Regions from separate parts of the Homo sapiens genome. Here region 1 is linked to region 2. A link is a loop called in an ENCODE intact Hi-C map of the cell type or tissue named here. Cell type or tissue: K562. All regions are shown on one strand. Links, peaks and the distances in the headings refer to the core of each region. The heading gives the core; the rest is flanking DNA. Region 1 has its middle 8.4 kb from the start of NXF3. Region 2 has its middle 56 kb from the start of BEX4.

Region 1 (8,600 bases), core at 326-8,325, 57 kb before region 2:
TTTGAATTCTTAGTAAGCTTATTTTTTATGAAAATGTAAGAAATGGCAATTTGAACTGTCTTATGCCAATATTTTATGAATATACTGAAGAGAATCAAAATATTTCATCCCAAAATATACTTCTTTGACATGTTTTGAGATGGCTATCCAGACAGCCAACTGAGGCAGGGAAATAGGATCTGGAGGTAGGGAACATAAGGCTGATTCACACTTCAGCCATGACAGGAAATATCCTCTCCATAGGGCACAGGCCAAGTAAATGACTTTGTAACTTCATCCTCTCCATTTACATAGGGCATACCCCAAGTAACCAATGGAATCCTCTAGGGGATATTTAAACTCCCAAAAATTCTGTAATGGGGTCTTTGAGCCCCTATGCTCAGGCCCGCTCCCACACTATGGAGTGTACTTTCATTTTCAATAAAACCCTTCATTCCTTCCTTGCTTTGTTTGTGCGTTTTGTCCAATTCCTTGTTCATGACGCCAAGAACCTGGACATCTTCCACCATTAACACAATGAGCAGAAGTAACCCCACAAAACTCTTTTCTTGTGGAAGATTTTGCATCTATAAAGAATCTGCATTGATGCAACCAAAGTTTCTCTGAAGCCCTTCTTTGTCTAGATCTAGGAAAGATTAACTGAGAGTCTGACACCTTAAAGGTCTATGAAAAATATTTATCATCTATTGTTTCTGATGGCTGCTACCTGTCATGTTTCATCTACATAACAAGACAACCTTTGCCAGCCAGGTCTCCACTTCTCTCCCTCCCATAACCCATCTTGCAGCTATAACCTGATTTACCACCACAACCTGTTTTTGGCTATGCTCCAAGTCCCCATTCTTTCTGTAACCTCGAAATAGTATATAAGCTTCCGTACTCCAATAGGGGGCGGGGGGGAATCACTCTGTGATTCTCTCCACGCAAGCCAATAAATGTGCGTGCCATTTCTCCTATTAATCTCCCTCTTGTGAGTTGATTTTTCAGCAAATCTTCACAGAGTGAAGGAGAGGTCTTCCTTTGGCCCCTACAGTTTATTTCATAATTTCTAGAGGCATGTACTTTCTCATAGAACAAATTTTTAAGTGTTTACTAACAGACCCAAATATATTTTGCTTCTCTATACCACATAAAAGCAAGATGCCAACGTATATAAATTTTAAACATGTGATTAGTAATTAATGTTTTAGTATTCTAACTTATTTAGAAATAACCTGAACATTTAATGACTATTTATTACTTAAGGATTTAAGTTACCAAAAAGATTTCTGAAACTATGAAGAGTTCATTTATAAACATTTGTGCCTAATTTACATATTTAATACCTTTTTGTGATCTATAATGTTTGTGATCCTAAATGTCTCAAAATGGAGTCACTTATGACAAGTGACTCAGCTGATAGTGAAACTACTGAGCTCTGAGAGTGATAAGCATATGTATGGTGGAATGAGGTGATAAGATGACACTTGCTGTGGCCAGACACTGTTAGGGGTGGCGAATATTCGTTACTGACAGCTAATCCATACTGGTCTGCAGCAACTGCAGTTCCTGCCTACTCAGAAGAAAGAATTTGACTGAGGGGCATAAGGCAGAAGAAGAGACTGAGGCAAGTTTTAGAGCAGGAGTAGAAGTTTGTTAAAAAGCTCTAGAGCAGGAGTAGAAGTTTGTTAAAAAGCTCTAGAGCAGGAACGAAAGAAAGGAAAGGACACTTGGAAGGGGCCCCAATGGGCAACTTGAAAGACAAGTGCAGCATTTGACCTTTTGACTTGTATATGCTGGACTACTTTTGGTGTCTTGCATCCCTTTCCCTTTATTCTTCCTTTAGGGTGGGCTACCCACATGTACAGTGCCCTCATTGCACTTGGGAGGTGAGCATGTGCAGTGTGTTTACTGCAGTTGTACACATGCTCAACAGAGGCTTTCTTCCCTTTTCCAGTGGAATGCCCCCAGAAGGTCATACTCTGCCTTTTTGTCTCTTAATGTGCATGCCCAGGCTCACTTGCCCAATACCTGAGATTTTACTGGAAGCTGCTGATTACCAATTTCAAGTGTTTTTATCTATTGGGAAATTGCCTCTCCCTGGCACCTGTGACCAATTACATTTTAATGTGACAACTGCTGGATCATCAGGAAATTGCCTCTCCCTGGTGCCTGTGACCAATTCTCATTTTTAGAGAGGCAGTGTGACAACTGCCGAATCATCACCTGATGGTCACCTGACATTTCTGGTGCAGGGGTGGGGAGCCCTCTCCTGCCCCACTCATGCCTGACTAGCTACCTGCTGTAACAAGACTTGACAAGACAGTGAAGCCAAAAGGTAGCTGAAGAAGATGGGTATGGATACTGGACACTTTTACAGAGGACCATAAAACCCACAAAGAAACGGACCACGACAGAGACACCTGTAGAAACTCTGCCTGTGAGAACTCAGAGGCCTCTTTTCCATCCATTGCAGTTACCGGAAGCACTGCTGAGAGAAAAGAAGCATCCCCCCCGCCCCCTCCCAGTCAGTAGGCTGGTCTCCTGAACTACTTGCTGTGTTCCTTCTCTCTGTCTATAACTGTCTGTGTCTTTGAATATATTTGCGTGATTGGTGGTGTGTGAACGCCTTGGAGTAAACTATGAATTTGTAGGAATTTAATTAGTCACTGAGTCATTTTGAAACATTCCCCTCACCACCCTCATAAGAATTTGCCCAACCAGACTGATTTGACCTGACACAAGATCATGAAAATTCTATGAGACATTGAATAAAACTAACCACCATCTCCAGTTATTCTGTTAATCATTTTTACAGCATAAAAATGTTAGGCATTGGCCACTTAATCAAAAATCCGAAAGTTAAATACATGGGTATTTTTGCTGATCAGAAGACACAATTGTTTCCAGTCTTATTTACCAAAAATTTACTCAAGTCACATAAGCCAAAAGGTATTTGAGTTAGGTTCTATTTTTTGATAAAATATTTGATTTAAGCACTTTTTCTTTAAGTCAATCAGTCAGAGTCTCTTACACATTTTGGTTGAGAAATATTACATAAGCATAACACACATAGGCGTGGAAAAAGAAGCAGATTTTATAGCTTTATTAAGATTCTTCCTTTGCCAGTTTTGAAATACTTTCCCCCCTTTAGCCCATCAAACTTTCAATCACCCATTCCGTTGCCCGAAGCAATTGTTAGCCAGGCAACTCTACAATTTGCACTTCCAAAAAAAAAGATGACTTTCAGATAAAACAAGACAATTTACAGTACTTAGAACAATATAGAAACTTCATTAATAGAAACCCTATTATTTGTCAAAACAAAAAAAGGCATAGGTAAACCTCCAATTAAGACAAGATGGCTAGAAAAGGCACCTTAAACATTGGTAAGACTGTTAACGTAAACTAAGCCACCACCTTTCCCGTTGTTAAAGTTTCTAGTGGTTTAGGTGCAGAAAGGGAGACAACCTTACTAATGGGGATTTCCTTTACAGATGCAAATTTCTTTTACAGAGAGTTTCAAAATAGCCAATTAAATGTCATAAAGTTGTATTTTATTTTATGTATATTTTTAGAGACGTCTCTCTCTGTCACCCAGGCTGTAGCGTACTATCACCATCAAAGCTCACTGCAGCCTAAAACTCATGGGCTCAAGCAATCCTCCCACTGCAGCCTCCCAAGCAACTGGGACTACAGGTGCAGGCCACCAAGTGTGGCTAATTTTTTTTTTTAGGGAGGGGGTCTGCCTATGTTGCCCAGGCTGGCCTTGAACTCCTGGCCTCAAGTGATCCTCCCACCTTAGCCTCCCAAAGCACTGGGATTATGGGTATGAGCCACTGAGCCCGACCAGTTGTAAAGATTTCATTTCATAGTTAGTCTTTTCAATTTAGATTTTTTGTTAATTTGATTACTGACTTCAGGGAAGAGCCCTTTAATGAAAAGGACAAAAAATAACTGGTAGAAACTTAACCCTGAGTATTCCTTGGGGGCCTATAAATCCTGGTGTTAACATGAAGATTATTATCAGAGGGAGTGGGCAGCCTGTTTTCAGGGGCTTTCTTGGAAATCTTTGGGGGCACTCCCTTTTTCAGTGTCCTAGTTGTTTGCACAAATGGCAACAATACTTCAGAAACTGCTGTTTCAGGGGTCCCTTATTGGAGAAGTGCTCTAGGACAAGTCTAGAAGTCATTCTAGGTTGTTGGTTGCCATGGAGCTGAAACACTTTGGGAATGGCTTTCAAAAGGTCATCTGAGTCTTTCTGGCTTTGCCTGGCCCATAAGTAGACCAGATGGGGCTTGTGAGGTCCTTGATATTGACAGAGCAGGAGCACCATCATCTCAGACAAACACTGCCATTTTAAGTTCCAGCTCCTTTTCCAGCCTCATGCATTTCAAGGAAATCACTTTTCTTCTAACTACAAGCAGCCAGAAAGAGCAGACAGTAAAATACAGATAAGACAGCTCGGGCACAGAGGGAGGTGGGAGGAAAGTCTCTTGGGTAACTGCCAAACTTCACCCTCATACAATGGGCCCCAGTAAAATAGTGGGCCTTAATAAGCACATTCCTTTCCCTTTGGGTACACTAAGATAAGGAAGCTAAAAGCAGACTCAGGGAGGCGGCGGGGGGTATGCCTGCAGCTGCAGAAAGATATATGGGAACAGACACACAATTGTCCCTCCCAGATAAGCACAACAAAGAGACACAGAAGCAGTCCAAGCCTCTGATAAACTTTCCCACCCTGAATCCTTGAAAACTCTTAGTCTGTAAGAGAGTGTGCCTCTGACCTAACTTGGCCAGACACCCTTCTCAGATTTGTTTTCTCTAAAATAAACTTTTTGTGTTTCTTTCCTCTTTCTTTAATTCTTACAGATACCATTCTCAAGAGATTATTCTACCTCTTTTACCTTTTTGGGTCTCCCCAGGTCCCACCAAATGTATTAGGTGGTAGAGGTCAAGTATCATAAGGCATCATAAATTACAATTAAGGGCCGGGCGCGGTGGCTTACACCTGCAATCCTAGCACTTTGGGAGGCCAAGGTGGGTTGATCACTTGAGGTCAGGAGTTGGAGACCAGCCTGCCCAACATGGTGAAACCCCTTCTCTACTAAAAATATAAACATTAGCTGGGTGTGGTGGCACACGCCTATAATCCCAGCTACTCTGGGGGCTGAGGCACGAGAATCCCCTGAACCTGGGAGGCAGAGGCTGCAGTGAGCTGAGATAGTGCCACTACACTCCAGCCTGGGCACAGAGTGAGATTCTGTTTAAGAAAAAAGTTACAATTAAGACTTTGAATTTTGTTTTGTCAGGCACAGTGGCTCATGCCTGTAATCCCAGCAACCTCAGGAGGATTGCTTGAGCCCAAGAGTTTGAGGCTGCAGTGAGCTATGATCAGGCCATTGTACTCCAGCCTGCTGAGTGACTGAGCAAGACTTTGTCTCTAAGACTCTGGCCTGAATTCTTCAGAAAACTTTTGAAGATCTTAGGAATTTTTTTTTTTTTTTTTGAGATGGAGTCTTGCTCTGTCGCCCAGGCTGGAGTGCAGTGGTGTGATCTCGGCTCACTGCAAGCTCCGCCTCCTGGGTTCATGCCATTTTCCTGCCTCAGCCTCCTGAGTAGCTGGGACTACAGGTGCCCACCACCGCGCCCGGCTAATCTTTTGTATTTTTAGTAGGGACGGGGTTTCACGGTGTTAGCCAGGATGGTCTCGATCTCCTGACCTCGTGATCCGTCCACCTCGGCCTCCCAAAGTGCTGGGATTACAGGCTTGAGCCACTGCGGCCGGCTGAGTTTGGAAATTTTTAAACTGTGGTCCTGGCCTCCATTTTTTGTCCAGAAAGTATAATCAAATAGTGGACTATCTCCAGAATTTTGGAGTGTTTCTACCTTATAAGGAAACTGTTTAACTTTCCTTTTTTTTTTTTTTTGAGACAGAGTTTTGTTCTTGTAGCCAAGGCTGGAATGCAATAGCAGGATCTCAGCTTGCTGCAATCTCTGCCTCCCAGGTTCAAGCGATTCTCCTGCCTCAGCCTCCAAAGTAGCTGGGATTACAAGCTTATGACACTATGCACTGCTAATTTTTGTATTTTTAGTAGAGACGGGGTTTCACCATGTTGACCAGGCTAGTCTCGAATTCCTGACCTCAGATGATCCACCCGCCTCAACCTCCCAAGGTGCTGGGGTTACAGGCATGAGGCACTGCGCGCCCAGCCGAACTTTCCTTTTTTTTCAGAAAGGAAATGCAATTCAGACACTGAATTGTTTAGTACACTGGGAATATTCCAGGCAACGTAAATTAAAGGGAAGCACTAAGAGTTAGGTAAGTTTTACGGTCCTTTATATAGGGGATATCTTGCATTTTTAGCTTTTTACTAACTTTTTGCAATTAGTCTTTTAGAAAAGCTATTTTAGAGTCCTGTTGTCTACTCCAACCTTCTACATGCCAATAGGAATTCCATTTTCTCTGCCTTCAAGAGGCTGAGAATTCAAGTACACTTTCTTAGATTGCATTCCACATAATGGCCATCATAATACTAGATTATCGATTATCTTTAGTAAAATTTTGTCACTTTTGTAAAAATTTGTTGCTTCTGGGGCCAGAAATTTTTTATTTATTTTTTTTTATTGATCATTCTTGGGTGTTTCTTGCAGAGGGGGATTTGGCAGGGTCATAGGACAATAGTGGAGGGAAGGTCAGCAGATAAACAAGTGAACAAAGGTCTCTGGTTTTCCTAGGCAGAGGACCCTGTGGCCTTCCGCAGTGTTTGTGTCCCTGGGTACTTGAGATTAGGGAGTGGTGATGACTCTTAACCAGCATGCTGCCTTCAAGCATCTGTTTAACAAAGCACATCTTGCACCGCCCTTAATCCATTTAACCCTGAGTTGACACAGCACATGTTTCAGAGAGCACAGGGTTGGGGGTAAGGTCATAGATCAACAGGATCCCAAGGCAGAAGAATTTTTCTTAGTACAGAACAAAATGAAAAGTCTCCCATGTCTACTTCTTTCTACACAGACACAGCAACCATGCGATTTCTCAATCTTTTCCCCACCTTTCCCCCTTTTCTATTCCACAAAACCGCCATTGTCGTCATGGCCCGTTCTCAATGAGCTGTTGGGTACACCTCCCAGACAGGGTGGTGGCCGGGCAGAGGGGCTCCTCACTTCCCAGTAGGGGTGGCCGGGCAGAGGTGCCCCTCACCTCCCGGATGGGGCGGCTGGCCGGGCGGGGGCTGACCCCCCCACCTCCCTCCCGGACGGGGCGGCTGGCCGGGCAGGGGGCTGACCCCCTACCTCCCTCCCGGATGGGGCGGCTGGCCGGGCGAGGGGCTGACCCCCCACCTCCCTCCTGGACGGGGTGGCTGCCGGGCAGAGACGCTCCTCACTTCCCAGACAGGGTGGCTGCCGGGCGGAGGGTCTCCTCACTTCTCAGACGGGGCAGCTGCCAGGCGGAGGGGCTCCTCACTTCTCAGACGGGGCGGCCGGGCAGAGATGCTCCTCACTTCCTATATGGGATGGCGGGCGGGCAGAGACGCTTCTCACTTTCCAGACTGGGCAGCCAGGCAGAGGGGCTCCTCACATCCCAGAGGATGGGTGGCCAGGCAGAGATGCTCCTCACTTCCCAGACGGGGTGGCGGCCGGGCAGAGGCTGCAATCTCGGCACTTTGGGAGGCCAAGGCAGGCGGCTGGGAGGTGGAGGTTGTAGCGAGCCGAGATCACGCCACTGCACTCCAGCCTGGGCACCATTGAGCACTGAGTGAACGAGACTCCGTCTGCAATCCCGGCACCTCAGGAGGCCGAGGCTGGCGGATCACTCACGGTTAGGAGCTGGAGACCAGCCCGGCCAACACAGCGAAACCCCGTCTCCACCAAAAAAATATGAAAACCAGTTAGGCGTGGCGGCGCACACCTGCAATCGCAGGCACTTGGCAGGCTGAGGCAGGAGAATCAGGCAGGGAGTTTGCAGTGAGCCGAGATGGCAGCAGTACAGGCCAGCTTCGGCTCGGCATCAGAGGGAGACCATGGAAAGGGAGGGAGAGGGAGACCGTGGGGAGAGGGAGAGGGAGAGGGAGAATTTTTTTTTTTTTAATATTGGCTCACTCTGTTGCCTAGACTGAAAGGCAGTGGTGCAATCATAGCTTACTGCAGCCTCGAATTCCTGTGCTCAAGGGATCCTCCAGCCTCAGCCTCCCTAGTAGCTAGGACTACAGGCATGTGCCACCAGGCTCATCTAATTTTTTTATTTTTATTTTTTTGTCTTAGAGACAGCTGGTTTCAAACTCCTGACCCAAAACAATCCTCCCTCCTCAGCCTCACAAAGTGCTGAGATTATAAGTCTGAACCACCAAGCCCTGCCTGGGGCTAGAAACCTTATGCATAACTAAGGCAGGTCTACTGAAATGTGACGTACTCAGATCTTTAGAAATTAGGGATCCCAGCCGGGCGCAGTGGCTCACGCCTGTAATTCCAGCACTTTGGGAGGCCGAGAGGGGCAGATCACGAGGTCAGGAAATCAAGACCATTCTGGCTAACATGGTGAAACTCCGTCTCTACTAAAAATACAAAAAAATTTGCCGAGTGTAGTGGTGGGCGCCTGTAGTCCCAGCTACTTGGGAGGC
Region 2 (8,600 bases), core at 492-8,491:
TTTATTGTTTTTAATGGCCAAATAGTATTCTAGTATATGAGTACACTACAATTTATCTATTCAACTGTTGGGAAAATTTTGGCTTATTTTCAATTTGTGGCTCTTGTAAATAAAGCTGCTATGAAGATTTGTGTATAAGTCTTACCATAGACATGTGCTTTCTTTCTCTATGGTAAGTAAATATGTAAGAGTGCTAAGCTGGATTATATGATAGATGTAAAATTAACATCCTAAGAAACTGCTGGCTGGACGTGGTGGCTCATGCCTGTAATCTTAGCACTTAGCAATTAGCTGGGCATGGTGGCGCGCATGTGTAGTCCCAGCTACTCAGGAGGCTGAGGCAGGAGAATCACTTGAACCCGGGAGGCTGAGGTTGCAGTGAGCCGAGATTGCGCCACTCTGCACTCCAGCCTGGGCGCCAGAGGGAGACTCCAAAAAAAAAAAAAAAGAAGAAGAAGGAAAGAAAGAAAGAAGGAAGGAAGGAAGGAAGGAAGGAAGGAAGGAAGGAAGGAAGGAAGGAAGAGAAAGAAACTGCCAAACTATTTTCCAAAGTGGTTAAACCATTTTTCATAACCACCAGCAGTATATGAGAGTCCCATCCTCCATGACCTTACCAACATTTGATATGGTTAGTCTTTTAAATTTTGGCCATTCTTAAGAAAGTGTAGTGGCCTCTTATAGTTTTCTTTGCATTTCCCTGATGAATAATTGTGTTGAGCATCTTTTCATGTGCTTATTTGACATTTGTATATCTTCTTTCTTGGAGTGTCTTTTCACAGTTTTGCCCATTTATTTATTGGACTGTCTCACTGATTTTTGTGATAAAAACAAACAAAATAAAATTTACCATCTTAACCATTTCTAAGCACACAGTGCAATAGTGTTAACTATATGCACTTGTGCAATAGAGTTAACTATATGCACATTGTTGTGCAATAGATCTCTGGAAATGTATTATCTGTTGAAGCTCTATACTCATTGAACAAAAATTTCCCTTTTCACAACTTCCCTAAGCCCCCAGCAATCACTATTCTACTTGTGTTTCTAATAGTTTAGCTACTTTAGTTACATCATATATTTGGACTAACGCACTATTTGTCTTTTTGTGACAGCCTTTTTTCACTTAGCATAATGTCCTCAAGGTTGATCCATATTATAGTATATGACAGGATTTTCTTCTTTTTTTAATACTGAATTGTATTTCTATGTACATTTTCTTTACTTATTCATTCACTGATGGACAATTAACTTGCTTCCACCTCTTGACTACTGTGAACAATGCTGCAATAAACGTGGCCATGTAATATCTCTTCAAGACTCTGTTTTCAATTCTTTTGGATATATATCCAGAAGTGGAATTGCTGGATCATATGATAATTCTATTTAAAATTTTTTGAGGAACCTCTATACTGTTTTACATAGTGGCTGCAGCAGTTGAACAACATGAGTTTGAACTGCACAGGTCTACTTATACGTGAATTTTTTTCTATCACCTCTTCCACCCCAGAGTCAGCAAAACCAACCCCTCCTCTTGCTCCTCCTCTTCAGCCTACTCAACCTCCCAGAAAATACCTTGAGACAAATGAAAATGAAAGCACAATATACCAAACCTTACGGGATGCAGCAAAAGATGTACTAAACAAGAAGTTTATAGCAGTAAGCATTTACATTAAAATGCTTTTACACTGTCAAATTTAGCAGTGAGGGGTGGATACCAACTTTAATGACATTAATGTTAATAAGTTCTGATAACCCACTACCATTGGACAAGCCAAGATTCTTTATTGTGGTTTCTGTCAGGAGAAATGGGCAAGGTAGGGTAGCCAGTCTTAGTGTTGGCTGGTTTGAACATTTTCAGCGGGCTTTGGGACACAGGGGTTGTCCCAAGTTGTCTGGTACCTGGCCCTTGGTTGATTAAGCAGGGAAGTAGTGGTGTTGATTGTGAGTGTGAGAAGACATGGAAGGGATGTGGACTCTGGATTTGTTGGTTTCCATATGAAAGGCATAATCCAGTGCTTTGCTACATATAGGAATTGGTTAGCCCTGGGAGTGACAGTCTCTTCAGTGTCAACAAGGTCCCAGACATTAAAGCATAAGAATAAAAAGTTACCTTTAATGCACAGCCTTGTCTATATAACCAGTCCTTCTGGCCACCAAAGAATATTGTAGAATATTGTTATCCCATTTGGGAAGACAATCCGTGGTCTTATGTGGGAGGGAAAGACCAGTACACTTTCAAGTAATTACATTAACAGAGACACTCCATATATTCCAGAATTCTGCATGATAGACATTAAATTAATAGTATACAAATGTCAGTTGTTTAGGTCAGAATGTTTCCAAGTGTGATTCATGCACCACTTCATCAAAATCATCAGAAAGTACTTGTAAAAACTGCAGATTCTAGGCCTATCCTGGATGTGATAAACCAAAACAAGGAAGGTGAGGTAGGAGGTGTCTACATTTTGAGTGATTTTGTCAACTGGTTTTCATTCTCATCCAAGTTTGAAAAGCACTGCTATAGATTTGCAACAAATACTTCTCAAAATTTTAAATCTTCTGATATTTAATTTTGTTGTCATTTTTTTCTGCCAGTCACACTCAGCTTTAAATAGTTCTCTATTGCAGTGTGTAAAATAGGTAACAATTCCTTCACTTAATACTTATCCAGTGATTTATATGTGAGCCACTAAACTAGGAACTGAGGATATGGCACAGGGAACAAAACAGGTACAAAACAAAACAGGTAACAAAATATGGAGCTTTCATTTTAATCTGGGAAAACTGGCAATAAGCAGGTAAACAAATCAATAAGCAGGGTGATTTCATATGGAGATGAATGCTTTGAAGAAAATACACATGCAAATATAGTATAAAATGACCAGGACAGAGATTATCACAGGTGGGGATGTCAGTGAAGCTCTTTCTCAGGAAATGGGCATTTGAAATAAGTCCTGAATGACAAGAAGCCAAGCATGGGCAAGCCCCCTTAACTGGGACAGGAAGTATTAAATGAAGCAGAAACTCCACATCATCACAGATGGGCTTTTTGCATAAGTAAATGGGAAGGACTCCCTTCCTAGGGATAAGGCAGACACACACTCAGAACTAACAAAGAAATAATGATAAAAGTAAAATCTCTACATCCCACCCGTGAGAAGAACAAAGATGAAACCATACAAGGGTTGCCTCATCCTTCATGCTGTTAGAGAGATCCTGTCAGGAGAAGGCATTAGCCTGTTGGCACTACGCAAGAGAATAAATATTTGCTTTACAAGTTGCCTCAGTTTTCCAAGGCAGTAACTTATCTCCACTCAATCACATCATTTCCTGTTTCTATGCTGACTTTCTAAGACTCAGGGGGAAACTTCAACTAAACTTGCTTGGAATGGTGTGTTTGATGCCATACCTCACCCCACCATGGGGTGGGCACTAACATTCATCTTGCTCCCTGTGGTGCAGGTCTAGATATCAAGAGAGGGAGGTCTGGGATGCAGATATAGAATTGGACTGATAGCATCTGCCACATAGTAGACATCCAATACATATTAAAAAGTTAGTGAGATGTAGATACAGGAGTAAGCAGAAAAAGAAACTAAGTATGTATCTCCTAAATATTTTTATATACATGCATTTTTCAAGGAGAGTTGGAATCACTGTGTACTTATTGTTTCATAATGTACTTTGAAGAAAATATTTTGTTTCTGTTTATTACAAATATGTCTTTTCACTGGGGGGAAAAACCTTAGAAAATGGATAACAATGCCACCTTGTGCTCAGAGTCAGAATTGCAGGAGTGAAAGTCAACCAGAGGACTTGGCAAGGGGTTGAGGATTTGGGGAGTGAGGGAGGTGAATGAATTCCATTGTACAGAACAAAGCTTTCTGGAATATTCCTCACACTGGCAGCAATTCTTCTATATCTGTGCCCATCCTGGGATCTTCAAACTCTAGGCCTGAAAGTTCGGTCCCTATTGAACCAAACAGAAAGCTTCACGAGTTGGTGTGTGAATAATTGTGCAATACAGACACTCACACACAGAAATACTGCCAAATTGTTGTGATCTGCTTCTTTACTCATAAAACATATATCGAGAATATATTTACAAAGCAGTAAATATATGAGCATCGTATTTGTAATCATTCCAAAGTTTTTATATTTCTAACCTTTTATTCAATAAAACTTCTATATTTTAAATCTTACAGAAATGCAAATTTAAATGAAAGTATCCTTTATCTCAAACCAACATACACACATTGAATTATTGTCAAAGAAATTTTTTTAATGTGCTATTCTGTGGAGCAATATTTGCATACTTTTTAGTCAATAAATGTATCTCTACCCTGTCACTTTGTGGCTTGGTTTGCAGATTTTCCTGTTTTACAAAACTTTATCTCATAACCTTGTCAGATTACCAATTATGACTTTTCATTGTTTAATAAGTATGAAACGATATAGAAATGCATATTTAGAAATTATTCTGTTTTCCCCTTCTGCCCCACCTTCTGCCCATTATTGTAAAAATGTAGTCTCTGTTAATTTATATAGGCCTATTTTCCAGAATTTTTCTCTTGTAATCATACACATACCTATACACTCATGTTGATATATATTCTTTTGCAAAATGCAATCATATCTTATGTTTTATTTTTATAACTTATCTGTTTCACATAATTATGATTCATTTTCATTTATTTTAATTTGTTCGGTTTGGCATATTTCCAGGTGTTTATTGGAGATTTGTATTGCTTTATGTCTAAGAGTATATCACACATATAGCATACAAACCCTATATCTGAGTATAAGTTACAATTTTACTAACTTTTCACATGCTCTTTTTTTTTTTTTTTTTTTTTTTTAGATGGAGTCTCACTCTGTCACCCAAGCTGGAGTGCAGTGGCATACACACAGTCACATGCCTTTTGATTTTTAATTTTTGCTATGTGGATGGCATTTTACACTTTATAATGTTTTTTGGAATTTAAAAAATACTTTGGCACATTGTTTTAAAAAGGACAACTTAATAATATTGCTTTAAGATATGTCTTTAGGCCGGGTGTGTTGGCTCACGCCTGTAATCCCAACACTTTGGGAGGCCGAGGCGGGCGGATCAAGAGGTCAGGAGATGAAGACCATATTGGCTAACACGGTGAAACCCCGTCTCTACAAAAAAATTAGCCAGGCATGGTGGCGGGTGCCTGTAATCCCAGCTACTCGGGAGGCTGAGGCAGGAGAATGGTGTGAACACAGGGGGCGGAGCTTGCAGTGAGCCGAGATTGCGCCACTGCACTCCATCCTGGGTGACACAGCGAGACTCCATCTCAAAAAAAAAAAAAGAAAAGAAAAAAAAAGATATGTCTTTAGAACATGTGGGAAAAGGAAATAAAAGAAAAAAATAAGAAATAAAAAATAGGCCAGGCATGGTGGCTCATGCTTGTAATCCCAGCACTTTGAGCGGTCAAGGTGGGAGGATCACTTGAAGCCAGGAGATGGGGAGTTTGATACCAACCCTGGCAACATAGTGAGAAACAAAACAAAACAAACAAACAAACAAAAATTAAAAACATGGCCAGGTGTGGTGGTAGCTGCTACTCATGAGGCTGAGGTGGGAGGATCACTTGAGCCCAGGAGTTTGAGGGTGCAGTGAGCTGTGATTGCACCACTGCACTCCAGCCTAGGTGACAGAGTGAGACCCTGTCTCAGAAAAGAAAAAAAAAACACAAATAAATAAATAAATAAAATAATAAGGTATATCAAATGTCAGCTCACAGGACAGAGGGTGGAAAAGCGTAATCTTTTTGTAATCTTAAGCTTTGAGTTCTGGAACAATAATTTAAAAGGCTGTTTCCCTAGGTTGTGTTACTTAGCTTTTAGCTCCAGTTTCCTTATCTGAGTAATGGGGATAATAATTGGTCTTGAATGGAGTTGTTATGATCAAATGAGGTTTAATATAAAACACTTTCATACAATAGTTTTGTGTATGTTAATATCCTTCAGTCCGTAACACCATTCCAGCCATATTTAACAGGGATGATATCTCTTAACCGCAATAGCATCATTACAGTTTGATGTGTATTTGGGAATGTAAGAAGGGAACCACACTCAGCTATATTATGTAGGAAATTCAGTGCTATCTCTGGTCTATGCACTCCAATGGAGTTGGGGTGGAGAAGGTCCTCACTCCTTTTCCATTGAATAATTGTGTTTTTCCTGTACTCTGTTGGGGCCTTCTGTGTTTACATCAGGTGTGTACATGACCTGGGGCTCTGGGGCCTTATTGGAGCTTCAGAAAGAGGTTACTGATGGTGAGTGTGCAGGGAGGGACACTGGAGGAAGAGTTAAGAATTGTTCCTGGGACCCAGTCCCTGAACCATCCAGGGTGAGTTTCTTCTCTTTGCCTTGACTTGAACTGTCACACAGTTGTTCAATGAGCATCCATCACTCTTCACACCTCCAGTGGCCCAGGGGATGGAGAGGTCGTGGTAATCATTGCATAAAGTCCAGGTCCTTGTGGAACTTATGGCGACCTCTGTAAAACCACCTTATTATACAAGAACAGGGAGGCCTCAATGGAATAATCAGAGACTCCTCAAAGAGGGGCTAGGCCTGGTACAATGGGCAGGACTTGTTGGGGGTAGTTGGAGAAGAGAAGAGAGGGGGGTCCAGCCTGACTGACTGGGCCAGGGGAACAGACAGGGCTCTGAGATAACTGACCAGACACTCTAGGTCTGAGGCCATCCAGGTTTGGGACCAACTGGTGAAGAACACATTTGCTTCAGTGGGATGCTGCAGGTTACCTTTACCTGAAATTGCACAAATATGGTGAGAAGGGAAGTGCCCTGTATGCCTCTCACTGGTCCATGAGGGCAGGGAAGAAACAGGAGCACTGACAATAGTAAAGTGATTGATGTCAGCACCCTAAACCTTCATTAAAGTGGGAAGTGAATATCAAGGGGAAGGATTTACCACTAATTGAGCACCCACACTTTCTGTAAATTGTCCACCCACTTTAATTTCTCTCTGACCCCAAGCCCCATGGACCCCTATCTGCCAGTGAGTCCTAGAGTCACATTCTTAACCAGAACATTCTCTCCACAAGGTCACACTCTCCATGTTTTCATTTGCTTTCTCTCTGCATCCTCCCTGAGATTTTTCACAAGGCTTTTCTCTCCCTCTGTTGCCTCAGCTCTTTTCATCAGCTCAGTGTGTTGTATCACAACTCAACAAGGTTCTGACAAGATTGGGCACAAGTTAACACTCACCTTTACTATCTTTTAGATATTGCATTTTTGCAGTTATTTCTGCAGAGTTAAATGTATACTCCCACTCTAACAAAGCTGCATGTATTGACCAAACAGCCTTTTATGGTTGGGCAACTGTGCTGTTGTAAGCATATGGGCTCCCTCTACTTTACTCAAATGTGCACTTTTCTCTTGTCCACACACTGCCTGACCTTTTCAACTGTGTTCTCTGTATGGGATTTCCCCTGGGATGTAACGATTTGTTACTGGATTTCAATCATGTTGTCTGCACATGTTCCCACATGCAAAATTGGCCCTATCACTCTCTATCCTTTTTGGATGCCTTCAGTGATTTACCAGGTGGGCCCACAATACTCCTTTCATTTCTCTCTAAATTCATGTCTCTGTCAACTTTCTCAAGGTAAAGAGTAATGAAGATGCAGGAGATGATTCCTGGGCTGTCTTGAGTCCTTTGACTTGAGGGAAGAAGCATTTAATACCCAGGAAGTGGATCTGACAAAATTTGATTGGTGGCGTTAGCACAATTTGGAACATCTGGAAAGTGTTACTTTCCAATAGAGATATTTTTTAAGGGAAGAGGAAAGATCTTTGAGGCCAAAGTAACCAAGTGTCCAAGGGAGTGATGTTCAGATCCTGTTTATTTAGAGCATGGGAAAACTGTGTGCCCCATCCCAGTATACTTCTCATTCATTCATTGTTTCATATATTCTTGAGTAATAGGTATGCTGAACAGTGGCAAGTTTGTGTATGCCCAGCTGTTTCCAATGCCAAGGCCAATAAAGTCTCCTTGTCATCAGCCACTTACAGTAGTATAGTCTTCAATATTTCTTCTACATATATTGAGAACTAATCAGATGGTGTTATACTTTTTACTTAAACCATCAAACAGAATTTAGAAATCTCAAGAGGAGGAGGAAGAGCTATTGTATTTACCCATCTTTTTGTTCTTATGTTCCAAGAGCACTTCTTTTATCAATTCCTTTCTGGCTAAAGCCATTCTTTTAGAGTATGTCTGCTGGTTAAAAATTGTTTTTCCTTCATTTGGAATATCTGTATATCCTCAATTTCTGAAGGATAATTTACTTGAATACATAATTTGAGGTTAACAGTTCTTTAAGCACTTGAAAAATGATGTGCCACTCCTTTCTGTTCTCCATGGTTTCTGATGAGAAATTTGCTATATTTTTTAATTATAGGCAATGCATTATTTCTCTCTTCCTGATTTTAGGATTTTATCTTTGTGTTTAGTTTTCTAAAGTTTGATAATGATGTGTCTTTTCGTGGATTTCTTTGGGATAATCCTTTTTGGGATATGCTCAGATTTGTACCTCTCAGTTT

Evidence for each region. A loop is a pair of places that touch in the nucleus more often than their neighbours do. Peaks named below come from ENCODE experiments on the same cell type or tissue, not always from the same donor. Only the 100,000 strongest peaks of a DNase experiment are listed, where the experiment ranks them.
Region 1: it touches region 2 in a loop (2.9-fold over the local background); 2 of 110 quality-filtered maps call a loop at or near these places.

The regions. Positions count from the first base shown.
Region 1 is chrX:103,097,264-103,105,863 of GRCh38, forward strand. No RefSeq gene overlaps it. Among named protein-coding and RNA genes, the nearest start is that of NXF3, 8.4 kb to the left of the region's middle. RefSeq lists an enhancer at 6,520-7,189. In K562, for the core only: no CTCF peak of the experiment used is centred there; DNase peaks (open chromatin) are centred at 1,468, 4,268 and 4,599.
Region 2 is chrX:103,154,439-103,163,038 of GRCh38, forward strand. No RefSeq gene overlaps it. Among named protein-coding and RNA genes, the nearest start is that of BEX4, 56 kb to the right of the region's middle. In K562, for the core only: a CTCF peak has its summit at 3,778 (motif pointing left); a DNase peak (open chromatin) is centred at 3,823.